Regions from separate parts of the Homo sapiens genome. Here region 2 is linked to region 1. Evidence: chromatin loops called from intact Hi-C (ENCODE). Cell type or tissue: OCI-LY7. All regions are shown on one strand.

The links. A loop is a pair of places that touch in the nucleus more often than their neighbours do. Peaks named below come from ENCODE experiments on the same cell type or tissue, not always from the same donor. Only the 100,000 strongest peaks of a DNase experiment are listed, where the experiment ranks them.
Region 2: it touches region 1 in a loop (3-fold over the local background); 20 of 110 quality-filtered maps call a loop at or near these places.

What each region holds. Positions count from the first base shown.
Region 1 is chr6:29,014,139-29,022,138 of GRCh38, reverse strand. LOC105375002 (a long non-coding RNA gene) reads left to right here. Exons shown (of 4, transcript XR_926667.3): 4 at 1-156. Among named protein-coding and RNA genes, the nearest start is that of ZNF311, 13 kb to the right of the region's middle. In OCI-LY7, CTCF peaks have their summits at 4,650 and 4,851 (motif pointing right); DNase peaks (open chromatin) are centred at 4,858, 5,228 and 5,838; H3K4me3 peaks cover 1,375 bases; H3K27ac peaks cover 901 bases.
Region 2 is chr6:29,586,331-29,594,330 of GRCh38, reverse strand. OR2H2 (olfactory receptor family 2 subfamily H member 2) reads right to left here. Exons shown (of 2, transcript NM_007160.4): 2 at 3,831-6,661. The coding sequence starts at 6,386. The coding sequence ends at 5,448. Among named protein-coding and RNA genes, the nearest start is that of OR2H2, 5.2 kb to the right of the region's middle. In OCI-LY7, CTCF peaks have their summits at 4,489 and 4,695 (motif pointing right); DNase peaks (open chromatin) are centred at 3,900 and 4,700.

The DNA of each region.
Region 1 (8,000 bases):
GTCATTTACTAGGGCCAAGGAAAACCTGGACTGCAGACTCCATGTGATGTCAGAAAGAAGGCAAGACCAAGAGGGCGAAAAAAAAGTAGATGCTGTCATGCTTTCTGTACAGCCTGCAGAACCATGAGCTAAGTAAACCTCTTTTCTTTATAAATTACTCAGTCTCATGTGTTTCTGTATAGCAGTGTGAGAACAGACTAATATACATGACTTCCCCAAACAGACAAAGCAAGGAACCAATGACTTACCCTAGGCAAGACAGTGGTATGTGAGCTCTCTCACCAAGAATTCAAAATAGCAGTTTTAAAGAAACTCAGTGAACTCAAGGATAACACACAAAAGCAATTCAAAAATTTATCAGAGAAATTTAACAAAGAGATTAAAATAATTTTTTAAAATCAAACAAAAATCTTGGAACTGAGAAATATACTTGTCAAACTGAAAAATTTATTAGAGACTCTCGACAGCAGAATGGATCAGACAGTGGAAGGAATTAGTAAACTCAGACAGGCTATTTGAAAATACAGTTAGAGGAGAAAAAAGGGAAACGAATACAAAGGAATGAAGATCACCTAAATAATATAGAAAAGTACCTCAAAAGGACAAATCTAAGAATGATTGGTGCTCAAGAGGGAATTCAGAAAGAGCAAAAATTAGAAAGCTTATCCAAAGAAATAACTCAAAACTTTCCAAACTTAAGAAATATATAAGTATCTAGGTACAAGATTAGAGAACATGAAACAGATTCAACCCAAATAAGACCACCCCAAGACATACAATAATCAAATTCTCAAAGGTCAAGGACAAAGAGGATTACAAAAGTTGGCTGGGCACCATGGCTCATGCCTATAATCCCAGCACTTTGGGAGGCCAAGGCAGGTGGATCACCTGAGGTCAGGAGTTCGAGATCAGCCTGGCCAACATGGTGAAACCCTGTCTCCACTAAAAATACAGTAATTAGTGGGGCATGGTAGTGGGTGCCTGTAATCCTAGCTACTCAGGAGGCTGAGGCAGGAGAATCGCTTGAACCCGGGAGGCAGAGGTTGCAGTGAGCAGAGATAGCACCATTGCACTCCAGCCTGGGTGACAAGAGTAAAACTCAGTCTCAAAAAAAATAAAATAAAATAAAAAATAAAAGCAGCAAGAGAAAAGAAGTAAATAACATACAAAGAGCTCCAATTATTCTGGCAACAGACTCCTCAATGGAAACTATACAGGCCAGGTAGATGTGGGATGGCATTTTCAAAGTGCTAAAAGAAATAAAACCGCCATCCAAGATTAATGTACCAGAAAAGCTATTCTTCAAACATGAAGAAGACATAAAATCTTTCCTTGACAAACAAAAGCTGAGAATTCACTACCACCAGGCCTATCTTAAAATAAATGGCAAATGAAGTCCTTCAATCTAAGAGAAAAAGATGCTAACATGCATAAAGAAAATATTTGAGGAAAAAAACCACTGGTAACATTAAGTACAAGACATACCCAGGATACTCTAATACTCTAATTGTGGTGTGCAATCCATTTATAACTGTAGTATGAAATCTAAAAGACAAACCTATCAAAAACAATAATTGCTACAGTGACCTGCTAAGAGATAGACAATATAAAAATATGTAAACCGAGACAACAAAAAGTCAAGATGTAGGGGTATAGAGTTAAAGGGCAGGGTTTTGTGGGGGTTATTTAAGTTTTTTTGTTTGTTTCTAGTCTTTTCTTTGTGATCAAAGTTAAGTTGTCATCTTTGTAAAATATCAGCTGCGCGCCATGGCTCATGCCTGTAATCCCAGCACTTTGGGAGGCCAAGGCTAGCTAATCACTTGAGCTCAGGAGTTCAAAACCACTCTGGGCAACATGGCAAAACCTCATCTCTACAAAAAATACAAAACTTAGCTGGCTATGGTGGCATGTGTCTATGGTATCAGCTACTCAGGAGACTGAGGTAGGAGGATTGCCTGAGTTCAATAAGGTAGAGGCTGCAGTAAGCCAAGATCTCACCACTGCACTCCAGCCTGGGTGACAGAGACCCTGTATCAGAATAATAAGTAATAATAAAACAAAGTAGCTATAAGATATGTTTTGTAAGCCTCATGGTAACCCCAATGCAAAAATCTGTAATTAATACACTAAAAATAGAAGGCAGTGAATTAAAGCATTCTACCAGAGAAAATAACTTAACCACAAAGAAATACAGTAGCAAAAGAATAAAGGAAGAAAGACGTTACAAAACAACCAGAAAACAAGCAACAAAATGGCAGTCATAAGTCCTTACTTATCAATAATAACACTGAATATAAATGGACCAAATTCTCCAATTAAAAGATGTATAGAAGTTAAATGGGTAAAGAGACGAGACCCAACTATGTGGTGCTACAAGAACCCACCTTGCCTATAGGGACATACATAAGTTGAAAGTGAATTTATGGAAAAAGATATTCCATGCAAGTGGAAATCAAAGAGAACAGGATTAGGTATACTTATATCAGATAAAACAGACTACAAGTCAAGGAATGTAAAAAGTGACAAAAGGTCACTATATAATGATGAAGGGGTCAATTCATCAAGAGGATATTAAAAATTATAAATATCTGTGCACCCAACACCAGAGCATCCAAATATGTAAAACAAACATTAATAAATCTCAAGGGAGAGATAGGCTCCAATATAATAATAGTAGGGACTTCAACACCTCACTTTCAGTAACAGATTATCCAGGGAGAAAATCAATAAAGAAACATTGGAATTAAGCTACACACTAGACCAAGTAGGCCTGACATTTATAGAACATTTCACCCAGCTGCTACAGAGTACACATTCTTTTCACTTGCACATGGCACATTCTCCAGAACAGACCATATCTTAAGTCACAAAAGAAGTCTCAGCAAATTCAAAAAAGTAAAAATTATATCAAGTATCTTTTCTGATCACAATGGAATAAAACCAGAAATCAACAAGAGGAACCTTGGAAACTATACAAACACATGGAAATCAACATGCTCCTACAACCAATGGGTCAATGAATAAGCTAAGAAAATTTTAAAAATTTCATGAAACTAGTGAAAATAGATATACAACATACCGAAGCCTACAGAATACAGCATAACAATAACTTTATAGCAATAAACACCTACATCAAAAAAGGGAAAAGACTTCAAATAATCAACCTAAAAATGGATCTCAAGGAACTCAAAAAAGCAAGGATGAACCAAATCCAAAATTAGTAGAAAGAAATAAATATCAGAACAGACATAAATGAAATTGAAACTAAAACATAAATACATTTGATCAATGAAATGAAAAGTTGATTTTTTGAAGATAGACAAAATTAACAAACCTTTCCCTAGACTAAAAAAGAGAAACCCAAATAAATCAATCAGAAAGAAAAAAAAAGAGATATAACAGACCACAAAAATACAAAGAATCAGAGAATATGAACAACTATACACCAACAAATTGGAAAACATAGAAAAAATGGATAAATTATTAAACATATACAACGTACTAAGATTGAACCATGAATAGAAACCCTAACAAACCAATAATGAGTAATGAAATTGAAGCCTTAATAAAGTCTCTCATCAAAGAAAAGCCCAGGACATTATGGCCTCACTGCTGAATTCTAGCAAATATTTAGAGAACTGATACCAATTCTACTCAAACTCTTTTAAAAAAAATTGAAGAGGAGGGTATTCCTCTAAACTCATTCTACAAGGCCAGCATTGCCCTGATGTGAAAACCAGACAAGGATACAGCAAAATCTGTGTCAGAAATCAAATCAAAAACAAAACTACAGGCCAAAATCCCTGATGAACATAGATACAAAAATTCTCAAAATAACTAGCAACCCCAATTCAACAACCAAGAAGATCGCTCATGATGAGTGTGATTCATGAATACTGCATGTTCTCACTCCTATGTGGGAGCTAAAACAGAAGATCTCATGAAGCTAGGGAGTACAATGGTGGTTATCAGGGCCTGGAAAGAGGAGGGAAGACGTGGGATAAAGAGAGGTTGGTTAAACGGTATAAGTATACAATTAGGTAGAAGAAAGACAACCAGAGTTCAATAGATCAGTAGGGTGACTATAATCTATTAGACACTTCTGGCTGGGCGCGGTGGCTCACGCCTGTAATCCCAGCACTTTGGGAGGCAGAGGTGGCCGATCACGAGGTCAGGAGTTCAAGACCAGCCTGACCAACATGGTGAAACCCCGCCTCTACTAAAAATATAAAAATTGGCCCGGTGTGATGGCGTATGCCTGTAATCCCAGCTACTTGGGAGGCTGAGGCAGGAGAATCGCTTGAACCCAGGAGGCAGCGGTTGCAGTGAGTCGAGATCACGCCATTGCACTCCAGCCTGGGTGACAGTGCTAGACTCTGTCTCAAAATAATGTTAGACATTTCAAAATATCTAAAAGATTGCTTGATATATATTTAGATATAACTAGAAAAAAATTTGAACGTTCCAAGCAAAAAGGACATTTAAGTTTATACATATATATACACACACACACAAATTATCCTTATCTTTGACCTTTATACGTTATGTATCAAAATATTACATGTACCCTCAAAATACATACATTAAAAAAATGAGAAATAGAAAAATCAAAAAAAAAAGTTCCATGAATTCTGAACACAAATGTGGCCCCCCATTGCTTGTTATTTGTCTGTTCATCATCCCCCACTTGCAGTATTAAAATGTCAGTGTTTCCATTTAGGGATCCCCTTCTGCCTGAATAATCCCCAAATCTGATTCAAAAAATTAGTTCTTACCAGTTTGCACACTCAAGAAAGCACCTGAGCCCAAGTCCACTACGGCCATTTTGTCACTGCCACAAGGTGGCGCTATTGAAAAATGGTCCACATTACTAGCACTCACCGTCCCCATTGTAATGAGAACAAACTTCGGATCTCTGCACAAGCCACAGTGGTCCTTCTAAGGAGGTAGACAGACCTCTCACCCTGCACCCACTTCTTCATGGCAGTTGCATCTCAGTGAGCCTTGAGTTCGTTCATGAGTGGCTGATCTTTGTTTTCACGTCTTAAGTCTGAAAGCACCCATCTCCATCAGAGAGCCTGCCGCTCAGTAACTCCGGCCGAATTTGTTCGGGTGTGAGGTTTAAGGCCCTAATCGCTGTTCTCTCTTCCTCTTTGGGCAACCCCATCTCCGAAGCGTCAGTTTTTCTTTCACCTATCCGCAACATAAAGTGTTACTAATGACACTCCTCGCCCAGAAGACGGCGCTCCGGGCCTGCACACGCTGGTGCCTCCGGCGAGCCTGGACCCCAGGGCCACTTAGAGCCTTGGCGTTCGTTTTAGCTCTTAACGGCGACCAAGACGTCTTCCTCCTCTGCGACAGTGTGGGGAAGGGAGAACGAGAATAACCCACGTTTGGCCAGGAAAAGCTCCCCCTCTATGTAACTTGTAAGGAACCTCCCAGCAAGCAAGTGGCGTGTGCCCGGGTCTCCGTTCCCCGAGACGCGGGATCCCGGGCGGGAGGGCTAGTCTATCCCATTTGCCTCCACTCCTCTCGGAATACGTTGGAGTCTTCCTTTCTGGTGTCTCCGACTTCGCAGTAACTTAGAGGTGTCTCTGATGAGAATGCAGCCCTGGGTGTGGCTCTGACCACCTCAAGCACCATCCCGACCCTTCCTTGTACGTCTTCCCGCAACCTCCTGCGGAAAAGCAATGTGTCAGAAATTTGTGAGTTCTTGGCATGATTCTAGAATGAAGCTGCAGACCCTCAGGGTGTTAGTTCTAAAAAACGTGTCTGGAGTTTGTTCCTTCTGATAGTCAGACGTGTTTGGAGTTTGTTCCTTTTGGTGGGTTCGTCGACTAGCTAGCTTCAGAAGTGAAACCGCAGACCTCTACAATGAGTGTTACAGCTCTTAAGGCGGCATATCTGGAACTGTTTGTTTTTCCAGGTGGGTTCGTGGCCTCGCTGACCTCAAGAGTGAAACTACAGGCCCTCACAGTGTTACACCTCACAAAACAAAATGCAGATCCAAGCAGCTAATAGTAAAAAATAAAACCACCACAATGTGAAACAGGACAAAACAAATTACAATGGCCAACTCCGGTAACCTGCTTTTATTCCCTTATCTGGCCCCACCCACATCCTGCTGATTGGTCCATTTTACAGAGAGCCGATTGGTCCGTTTTGACAGGGTGCTGATTGGTGTGTTTACAATCCCTGAGCTAGACACAAAAGTTCTCGAAGTCCCCACTAGATTAGCTAGACACAGAGCACTGATTGGTGCATTTACAAACCTTGAGCTAGGCACAGAGTGCTGATTGGTGTATTTACAAACCTTGAGCTAGACACAGAGTGCTGACTGGTGTATTTACAATCCCTTAGATAGACATAAAGGTTCTCCAAGTCCCCACCAGATTAGCTAGACACAGAGTGCTGATTGGTTTGTTTACAAACCTTGAGCTAGACACAGAGTGCTGATTGCTGTATTTACAATCCCTTAGCTAGACATAAAGGTTCTCCAAGTCCCCACCAGTTTAGCTAGATACAGAGTGCTAATTGGTATATTTACAATCCCTTAGCTAGACATAAAGGTTCTCCAAGTCGCCACTAGACTCAGGAGTCCAGCTGGCTTCACCTGGTGGATCCTGCACCCGGGCCGCAGGCGGAGCTGCCCGCCAGTCCCGCGCGCCGTGCGCCCGCACTTCTCAGCCCTTGGGCGGTGGATGGGACGGGAAGCCGTGAAGCAGGGGGCGGCAATCGTCGGGGAGGCTCCGGCGGCGCAGGAGCCCACCGCGAATTCTCGGGCATGGCAGGTTGCAGGTCCCAAGCCCTGCCCCGCGAGGAGGCGGCTGAAGCACGCGAGCGCGGCGCGGGTGGGCCGGCAGCGGTAGGGGACCCAGCGCCCCCTCCGTAGCTGCTGGCCCGGGTGCTAAACCCCTCACTGCCCGGAGCGGTGGCGCCGGCCGGCCGCTCCGAGTGTGGGGCCCCCGGAACCCGCGCCCACCCGGAACTCGCACTGGCCCGCAAGAGAGTTCCCGCCTCTTCCTCCACACCTCCCCGCAAACAGGGAGCCGGCCTCGCCAGCCCAGAGAGGGGTTCCCACAGTGCAGCGGCAAGCTGAAGGGCTCCTCGAGCGCGGCCAGAGTGGGCGCCGAGGCCGAGGAGGCGCGGAGAGCGAGCGAGGCCTGGCACCACGCTGTCACCTCTCGGCAAGGCGAGATTCCGCGCGGAGGAAAGAGGCGCGCTGTCCGGGGACGGGAGGCTGGCGGCAACCGCTACAGGGTCGTAACAAAACAAGTCCCTAGGGGAACTGAGTGGAATTGCGTCCTTTAGCTCTCCAGAGCTCTCTAAGCTCCTTGAAGGGCCAGAGGCTGAGCCCACCTTGGGACATAATTAGTAAGCCTGACTCAGTGACATGGCCCTGCCAAAAGAAAATATTCCCTGAAGGAACAACCTTCTCTCGCATTCTGGTGCCTAAGGAGGTGCAGCTTGAATGTGAGACTGAATTAGGACAGAACTGAAGGCCCCTTGAGCCACACTGGTATTGAGAGGGTATAAGGGACTGCAGGAAAAAGGGATGTCAGAGAGAAAGAATCCCATTTACAAAAGCGTTACCATGTAGGCAGGGTTTAGCTTTGGGTAATGAATGACTCAGTTCTGTGGCTGGAAAAATACACAAAGAGGATTATTAGAAAAGTTTCTGATTATTTGGTTCATCAAAAGGACATTTCTGCCTACTTCCTAGTTATAGTATGAGTTTATGAAATTTGGGATCATAGAAGAAAGTAAAAATTCTATTAGAGAACAGACACAAGGGCTGACAGTTCTTTGTGACACCTCAGAAACTGTTATTCCAAAATCCTATTTGCAATCAGTTGGGTTACAGCCTCCTGAGATTCACCCTCCTGATTCTGGCCCTGAGCTAGGTTTGTCCAGAGATTAATAAGTTTGTGATCTTTCTGTCCTTCAGCCTTGGTTTAACTGGAATAATAAGTGAGATGAGGAAATGACTAATAGAGCTC
Region 2 (8,000 bases), 570 kb before region 1:
CATTTTGCTCCTCGGTGTAACTCCTTCCCCCACATCTCCCTATCTTAATGCACAACATGCTTATTTTTGTCTTTAGCCTTTTCTGTTATAGAACCAAACTGGGGTCTGCTTGCCTGGTGCAATAAAACCAGATACTTACACCAAGGATTGCACCAATAGAAAGAAAGGCATTTGTTGCAGGACACTACGCAGGGAGGACCAGGCAGCTAAACACTCAAGTCCTGGCCTCCCTGATGTCTTGCAGGCAAGGGTATTAGCGGCAGAATGTATCAGAGTTACATGGCATGAAAATATGTTAGCAGCTGCGAATCTGTACAGGTCTGCAGCAACCTCAATTTTTGCCTCCTCAGAAGAAAGAATCTGACTGAGGGGCATAAAGCAGAGTAAGAGACCGAAGCAAATTTTAGAACAGGAGTAAAAGTTTATTAAAAAGCTTTACAGCAGGAACAAAATAAAGTAAAGCCAACTTGGAAGGGGGCCAAGCAGGCAACTTGAGAGATCAAGTGCGTGGTTTTGACCTTGACTTAGGGTTTTATATGTTGGCAGGGTTCCAGGGTCCCTTCTCCCCTGAATCTTCCCTTGGGGTGGGCTGTCTGCATGTACAGTGGCCTGCTAGTGCTTGGGAGGGGCTGCATGCACGGTATGTTTACTGGAGTAGTATGCATGCTGACTTGAGGCATTCTTCCCTTACCAGGGAGTGTTCCTATAAGGTTATAAACCAGTTAAATGCTGTCATTTCTCCCTTAGTGCCCATGCATGAGCCCACTTGCCCAACTCCTGAGATCTTAGTTTCAGGTTTTTCTATTTATTGGGAGACTGTTTTTCCCTGGCACAGGCTGTGACCAATGATTATTTTAGAGAGACAGCTTAACAACCGCCTATCACCTGATGGTTGCCTGACATTCCTGGTGGGGAAGGAGGCCCTTTCCTGCCCTGCTCGTGTCTGACTAACTATTGTAACATGGGTTTTTAAAGGCAGGGGTAAGGCAGTGTGCAGTGGCTCACACCTGTAATCCCAGCACTTTGAGAGGCTGAGGCAGGAAGATCACTTGAACCTAGGAGTTCAAGAACAGCCTGGGCAACAAAGTGAGACCCCAACTCTACAAGAAATAAAAAAATTAGCCAAATATGGTGGCATATGCCTGTACTCCCAGCCACTCAGAAGGCTGAGGTGAGAGGATCCCTTGAATCCAGGAGGTTGAGGCTGCACTGAGCCATGATTATGCCACTGCACTCCAGCCTGGACAACACGGCAAGACCCTGTCTCAAAAAACAGGAAACAAAAAAAGGCAGGGGTAAATTTCAGAAAAGCAGAAGCTACAAGGAACATTGGAAATCAGTGCATAGAGGTTCCACATTTTTTTTTGAGATGGAGTCTTGCTCGGTTGCCCAGGCTGGAGTGCAGCTGTGTGATCTTGGCTCACTGCAAGCTCTGCCTCCCAGGATCATGCCATTCTCCTGCCTCAGCCTCCCGAGTAGCTAGGACTATAGGCACCCACCACCACGCCTGGCTAATTTTTTTTTTTGTATTTTTTGTAGAGATGGGGTTTCACCGTGTTAGCCAGGATGGTCTTGATCTGACCTCATGATCCGCCCACATTGCTTCCCAAAGGGCTGGGATTACAGCTGTGAGCCACCGTGCCCGGCCTCCACATTGGTTTTGATCTAAAAGGGTGGGATATCTTGAATCAGGGACTTACAGGTTATAGGTAGATTCAAAGATTTTTCTGGCCAGGTGTGGGTCATGCTTGTAATCCCAGCACTTTGGGAGGCCAAGGAGAGAGGATCCCTTAAGGCCAAGAGTTTGAGACCAGCCTGCGAAACATAACAAGACTCTGTATCTACACACACAAAATTTTTTTTAATTAGAGGCTGAGGCAGGAGAATTGCTTGAGCCTGGGTGGTTAAGCTGCAGTGAGCTACGACTGCAACTGCATTCTGGCCTAAGTAACAGAGCAAAAGCCTGTCTCAAACAAAAACAAAAAAACCCCAAATTTGCAATTAGTTAAGGAAGAGAACCTTTGTTTAAAAATTTGGGGTCCAGTAGAAAAATGTTAACTGCCTAGAAGGTGTTACTTTCTCCAAGCTCCTCAGGAAGAAACTTAGAACAAAGGATGATGGTTATAAAGTTCAGTCATTTTCCTGTCCTCTGAGGTCTATGCCAGCAGATTCATTTGGTGGGGTTCCGAGTTTCTGAGAGACAACGCAGAGACATATGTTAAGAGGTTATCTTTAGTTTCTATGAGGAAAGCAAACCTATTCAGAACGCTTAACTTCCTTGGCTATTGTCTTAGGCTGCTATTACCTTGTTGCTTTTCAAGTTGCTACTTATTTCTCAGAGCCAGCTAGGTGCCTGGAATTTTCCTTGAAGAAACACAGGATTTTGCTTTATTTCCATGCTTAGGAGTCCCCAAGCCCCTAAAAAGGGGGTCTTTGCATCATCTCATTTCTACACAGTCAGCAAATACTTCTTATTTTGTTTACTCTTCTGTGGTTCAAACCTCTAAGAGGCTTCCATGATCACTGCCGCTCCAAGCACTCACACACATTATTCTTTAATTCTGTATTCCTGTAGACTCTTATTTGCTCCAATTCAGTTGTGTAACTGTCATGTATGCTGGCACTATGTGCCTGACCATCCCTATTTTCACTGGACATTGTGGGGGTTGTGACTGAGTAACTTTATATTGGATTTTCTCACAGAGTATCCAATAGATGACTGTCACATGGAAACAATGAATTTAGGATAAGAGATGTTAGTCCTAAGTCCTATGTTAAACCATTTATTCAACAAAGCAGATTCTTTTAGACTGCTTTATTTAATTCTCTGTTGCATTTCCCCTAGAGTCAGTCTAGAAACGATTTTACTATATACAAACATTATAGCCTCTGGCTGTAGGGAGATGATAAACAGGAGAAAAGTGTAGACATTTCTAGGTGCCAGTAAGAGAAAGCAGATAGAGGGGGTCATGAAAAAAAGGTCTTACTACAGTGATTTGAAAAGTGGAATTAAGCTTAGCCTTACCTGTAGGGCTGAGATTATGATTATGATTATGATTATTTGAGATAGAGTCTCACTGTGTCGCCCTGGCTGGAGTGCAGTGGCATGATCTCGGCTCACTGCAACCTCCGCCTCCCAGGTTCTCCTGCCTTAGCCTCCTAAGTAGCTGGGATTACAGGAGCACGCCACCACGCCAGGCTAGTTTTTTTTTTGTATTTTTAGTAGAGACAGGGTTTCACCATGTTGGTCAGGCTGGTCTCGAACTCCTGACCTCGTGATCCGCCCGCCTTGGCCTCCTAAAGTGCTGGGATTATAGGTGTGAGCCACTGCGCCTGACTGATTAGGATTATTAAATATAAAATGGGGGCTCTACATTAAGATTAGAATATGCTCTAATAACGAGGTCAAGGAGACAATAAGATTAACACAAGGATGGCTAGGATAAAGATTAGGATTATAATAGAATTAATGTTGCTGTTCTGTGCTGATGCCAGGATAAATGTTGAATCAAAATCATTTTATGTTGGAACTAGAAATAAAACTAAGATTTTCCTTTTTCTTATTTTATCGGCGTGTACTCAAAAGGGAATTTGGTATTGCTGCCCTTGCCAGGGAAAAGCTGGGAGACAGCGTATGTGGGATTGGAACCCCAGAACCTTTTATATATTCTCTTTGGAGAGTAAGATTCATTCATTCATTCATTCATTCACTTATACATTTATAAAACTGGGTGCCAATTTTATGCAAAATTCTGGTCCTTGCCTTCTGAGAGCCTGAAATCTAGTGGGTGAACTAAGCCAGAAACACACACACAATGAACTGTAACACAACTTTTTCCAAAAGTTTTATTGTTCTGTTGTTTCTTATGCTTTGAAGTATTTGAAAAACTCTTATTTTAAGGAAGTGAAACCCCTTCGGCTGGGGGATCATTTAGATATAGTTTTAGATTGAAATGATTTCCTCAAAGCTTGTTGAGAAGTTGAAGCTTTTCACCTGGGCCTGGGAGGCATTATTTTTACCAAAAGGCAAGGTTAAGAGCAAGGAGTCTGGAGCCAGTTTTCCTGGGTTCAAATCCTGTCTTGCACATTTGCAAGTGGTAACATAAATTCTGTGTTTTAGTTTTTACCTCTGAAAAAGGATAATAATATTATCTGCTTCATAGTGTTGTTATAAGGGTTAAATAAGTCAATATGTGTAAATTGCAGGGGGTTCCTGACTTTGACCATTTTTTGACTTTATAATAATGCAAAAGAGATACATTCAGTAGAAACCGTACTTTGAGTACCAATATAACCATTCTGTTTTTTCACTTTTAGTACAGTATTCAGTAAATTACATGAGATATTCAAAACTTTATTATAAAATAGACTTTGTATTGAGGATTTTGCTGAACTGTAGGCTAATGTAAGTGTTCTGAGTATGTTTAAGGTAGGCTAGGCTAAGCTATGATGTTTGGTAGGTTAGGTGTATGAAATGCATATTCAACTTACAATATTTTCAGTATATGATAGGTTTTTTGGGAGGTAACATCATTATAAGTCAAGGAGCATCTGTACTTTAAGTGTTACTTGGGTTAACATAACAATTACATAAATGCTTATAGTATCATAACCATATCTATGTCTTTGAGCAAAGTACAGTTCGGATGACCCTGGAGCAGAAGTCTGGGATGTCACATGCAATACCATATTTGGCCGGTAGATGACACCAAGGTCCACAATGTGCCAGCCTAAACATGAAGATATTTTTGTGTCTTTTTGGCTGCTCCTTTACCTGCGATTTGTGGGCATTGTAAGAGAAGAAATAGGACTGAAGAAGCTAAGTTTCCTTTGTAAGGCTCAAGCCTGAAATACTGGGATATTTGATTATGGTGTGAAAGCAACAGTGTGTATTTGAGAGTTGCCTGACTGAAAATTATGGGGCCTGGATTTTAGTTCTGATGCTGTGGACACTGTGTGTTCTTGGGTGAGTTTCCGAACTTAGCTGGGCTTCAGCTTCCCCTTCTCTTTTGCTGTTATTTGAGGAATAAAATAGAATGAGAATACAAAACAGACATATAGTGAAGTGGGAAAAACATGAGGGAGAAGCAAAGAAGATATGGTAGGAATTAGAATTGGAGGTGAAGGAATAGTGGGGATATGGCAAGGGAGGGGAATTAAAAATGGAAGTGATAAAGGTAGGAACATGACTATGGAGGCGAAGACTTAAAGTAGAAAAAAATATAAAATATACTTGATGCCTATAATTTTTCGCATAAAGATACCTCCCTTTACTACATTTCAGTCGCTGTCTCTTGCACACATACATGCACACACACAGACATGTGGCTTTCATCCATTCCCACAATGTAATGGGTGTGAAGAAGGCAGAGGGGCAGGGAACTCAAACTTTCTGATAAAAGCACATAGAATCTCCTCTCTTTTAAAGCACATTAAGCAGCTCTCCCTCAGCTTTGTGTGAGCCCCATTTCCTTCCCCAGCAATCTCCTGAATGCCCTGGTTACCTCCTTGTTCCTCAGGGTGTATATGAGAGGGTTAAGTGAAGGAGTGCCCACTGCATAGAAGAGACCAAAGAACTTGCCCCTCTCTTGGGCATAGGGATTTTTGGGCTGGAGGTAGACAGCAATGACTGAGCTGTAGAAGAGGGTGACCACAGTGAGATGGGAGGAGCAGGTCCCAAAAGCTTTCCTCCGCCCTTTTGCAGAGTTAATCCTCAGCACTGCCCAGGTAATGGCTCCGTAAGAGACAAGGATGAGGCTGAGAGGCACAACCAAGATGAAGACACTGGCAACAGCCACCTGGATCTCATTGTAGGAGGTGTCTTCACAGGAGAGTCGAATTAGAGCTGGGACCTCACAGACAAAATCATCCACCTGCCGATCGGGGCAGAAGGGCAGGTGCAGGGTGGATGGTGTCTGGACCACTGACTCCACTAGCCCAATGACCCAGGCCACAGATGCCAGCTGCCAGCACAGGCGGGGGTGGATGATGGTGGCATAGTGGAGGGGCTGGCAGACAGCCACGTAGCGATCAAAAGCCATCACTGTCAAGAGGATGCACTCAGTTGTCCCCAGGGACAGGAAGATGAAGATCTGGACAGAGCAGTCCAGGAAGCTGATGGTCTTCTTTGGGCCCCAGAGGTTGACCAGCATTTGGGGAACACAACTCGTGGTGAAACAGAGGTCCAAGAAGGAGAGGTTGGAGAGGAAAAAGTACATTGGAGAGTGGAGCTTGGGGTCCAGCGCAGACAGCAGGATGATGAGTGTGTTGCCCACTAGGGTTAGGAGGTAGGAAGTGAGGACAACCACGAAGAGAGTCCTTTCCAGCCCTGGGTGTTCAGAGAAGCCCAGAAGGAGGAAGCCCGGTGTGGAGCTTTGGTTAACCATGGCCTGTTCTTGTTTGTACCTGGAGGGATGAGGCTGTCACTCCAGTGTGATTCAACCTGTCTTATCAAAACTCAGCCTGGGTGTTTGTGAGGTCACAGCAGGTAGGTGTTTCTCTTCTGTCTCTGCTCGCCCAGCCTCCCTTTCCAAGGCTCATCACCATCCAGCAGCTCCTTCTCATTCCCTGTTCTTCCTGGTCAAACATTGTCTAGTGAGAGTGAGGAATCCATGAATGTACTGGACAGCAGATGGATACTCACACTGGTGCCTCTGACTTCCTGGGTGAGGGCAAAGGAGGCTGATTAAAATATGCACTAATTCATTAATTCATTCATTCAGGGGAAATTTATTGAGTGCCACTATGTTCTGAATGCTGTTCTAGAGTTGTCTCTTATCTATTGGATGATCTCGTAAGGTATATTGAATGAATTTTCTGATAAGTTGTCTCTGTAGGCTCAATTATTGCTCTATTGGTTGAATGAATTTTATAGAACTCTGTACATTCCATTTATTTTGTATTTTTTCATTTGCAAGTAAGCTTATCAGAGACAGTGTTTTATCTATGAGAGAGATTTTGTTTTGTTTTAAGATATCCCTACTTATAGAGAGATCAGGTTGGTTGCCCTGGCCTTTTTAGCAACCTAAGTTTCTGAACCAACTGACTTTCAGGGAGGGGTGGAAATTGGTCCACATGCTTCGTCCTTGCCATGAGTAGCTTACAAGTAGGAGGCAAGAGTGGCCACAAGCATGTTAAAATCACCAGGGTTCACAGGAACATTATCGAAAGACTCCAAGAATCACTCTCCCTAAATCTTGTAGTCTTTCAGACACCACCAAAAAGAGAGTCCAAAATTTAAAGGCCAGTAACACCAATGTACTGGGTGAATGAGAGTAAAGGTTCTGTAGGATGACTGACCAATTTGGTTGGGTATATCAGGGAAAGCTTCCTAGAGGAGGTGACTGGACTTTTTCCTTAAAATAGAGATGTATTGGGGCATAGAAGGTCAGTTGAGGGCTGGGGGTGGGAGACTGAAGCCACTCTGGCAGGTCAGAGACAAGGACTCAGGGTCTTACAGGACCTTAGGAAGGCCATGAGGGGAGGAGATGAGATGGTGGGCCACACCACAAACGTGCCATGGAGCTCAGAGGATGGCAGGAATGTCTTCCTCTTACAGGGTCCCCATCTTGTATTAAGCTCTATCACATCTCCCTTTTTGCCAGGACTCTCTGCCATTGTCTCTGTCTTCTTCCTGTTTTTCCCATTATTCTTTTCTCACTTAAAATATATTTTTAATTTTCAAAATATTGTTACATATTTAAACAACTAGGTTAAGGAACTGAGCAAATGTTTCAAGTATCTTAGAAGCTTCTGTGTGCCCCTCCCTGATCTCTCAATTTTCTCAATTTGTCACCCCTCAAGATGTCACCACCATTCTAATTTTTTTTTTTTTTTTTTTTTTTTAGAGTCACGTTTTATAGCCCAGGCTGGAGTGCAATGGCACGATCTCTGCTCACTGCAACTTCCACCTCCTGGGCTCAAGCTATTCTCCTGCCTCAGCCTCCCAAGTAGCGGGGATTACAGGCACTCAAGACCATGCCTAGCTAATTTTTGTATTT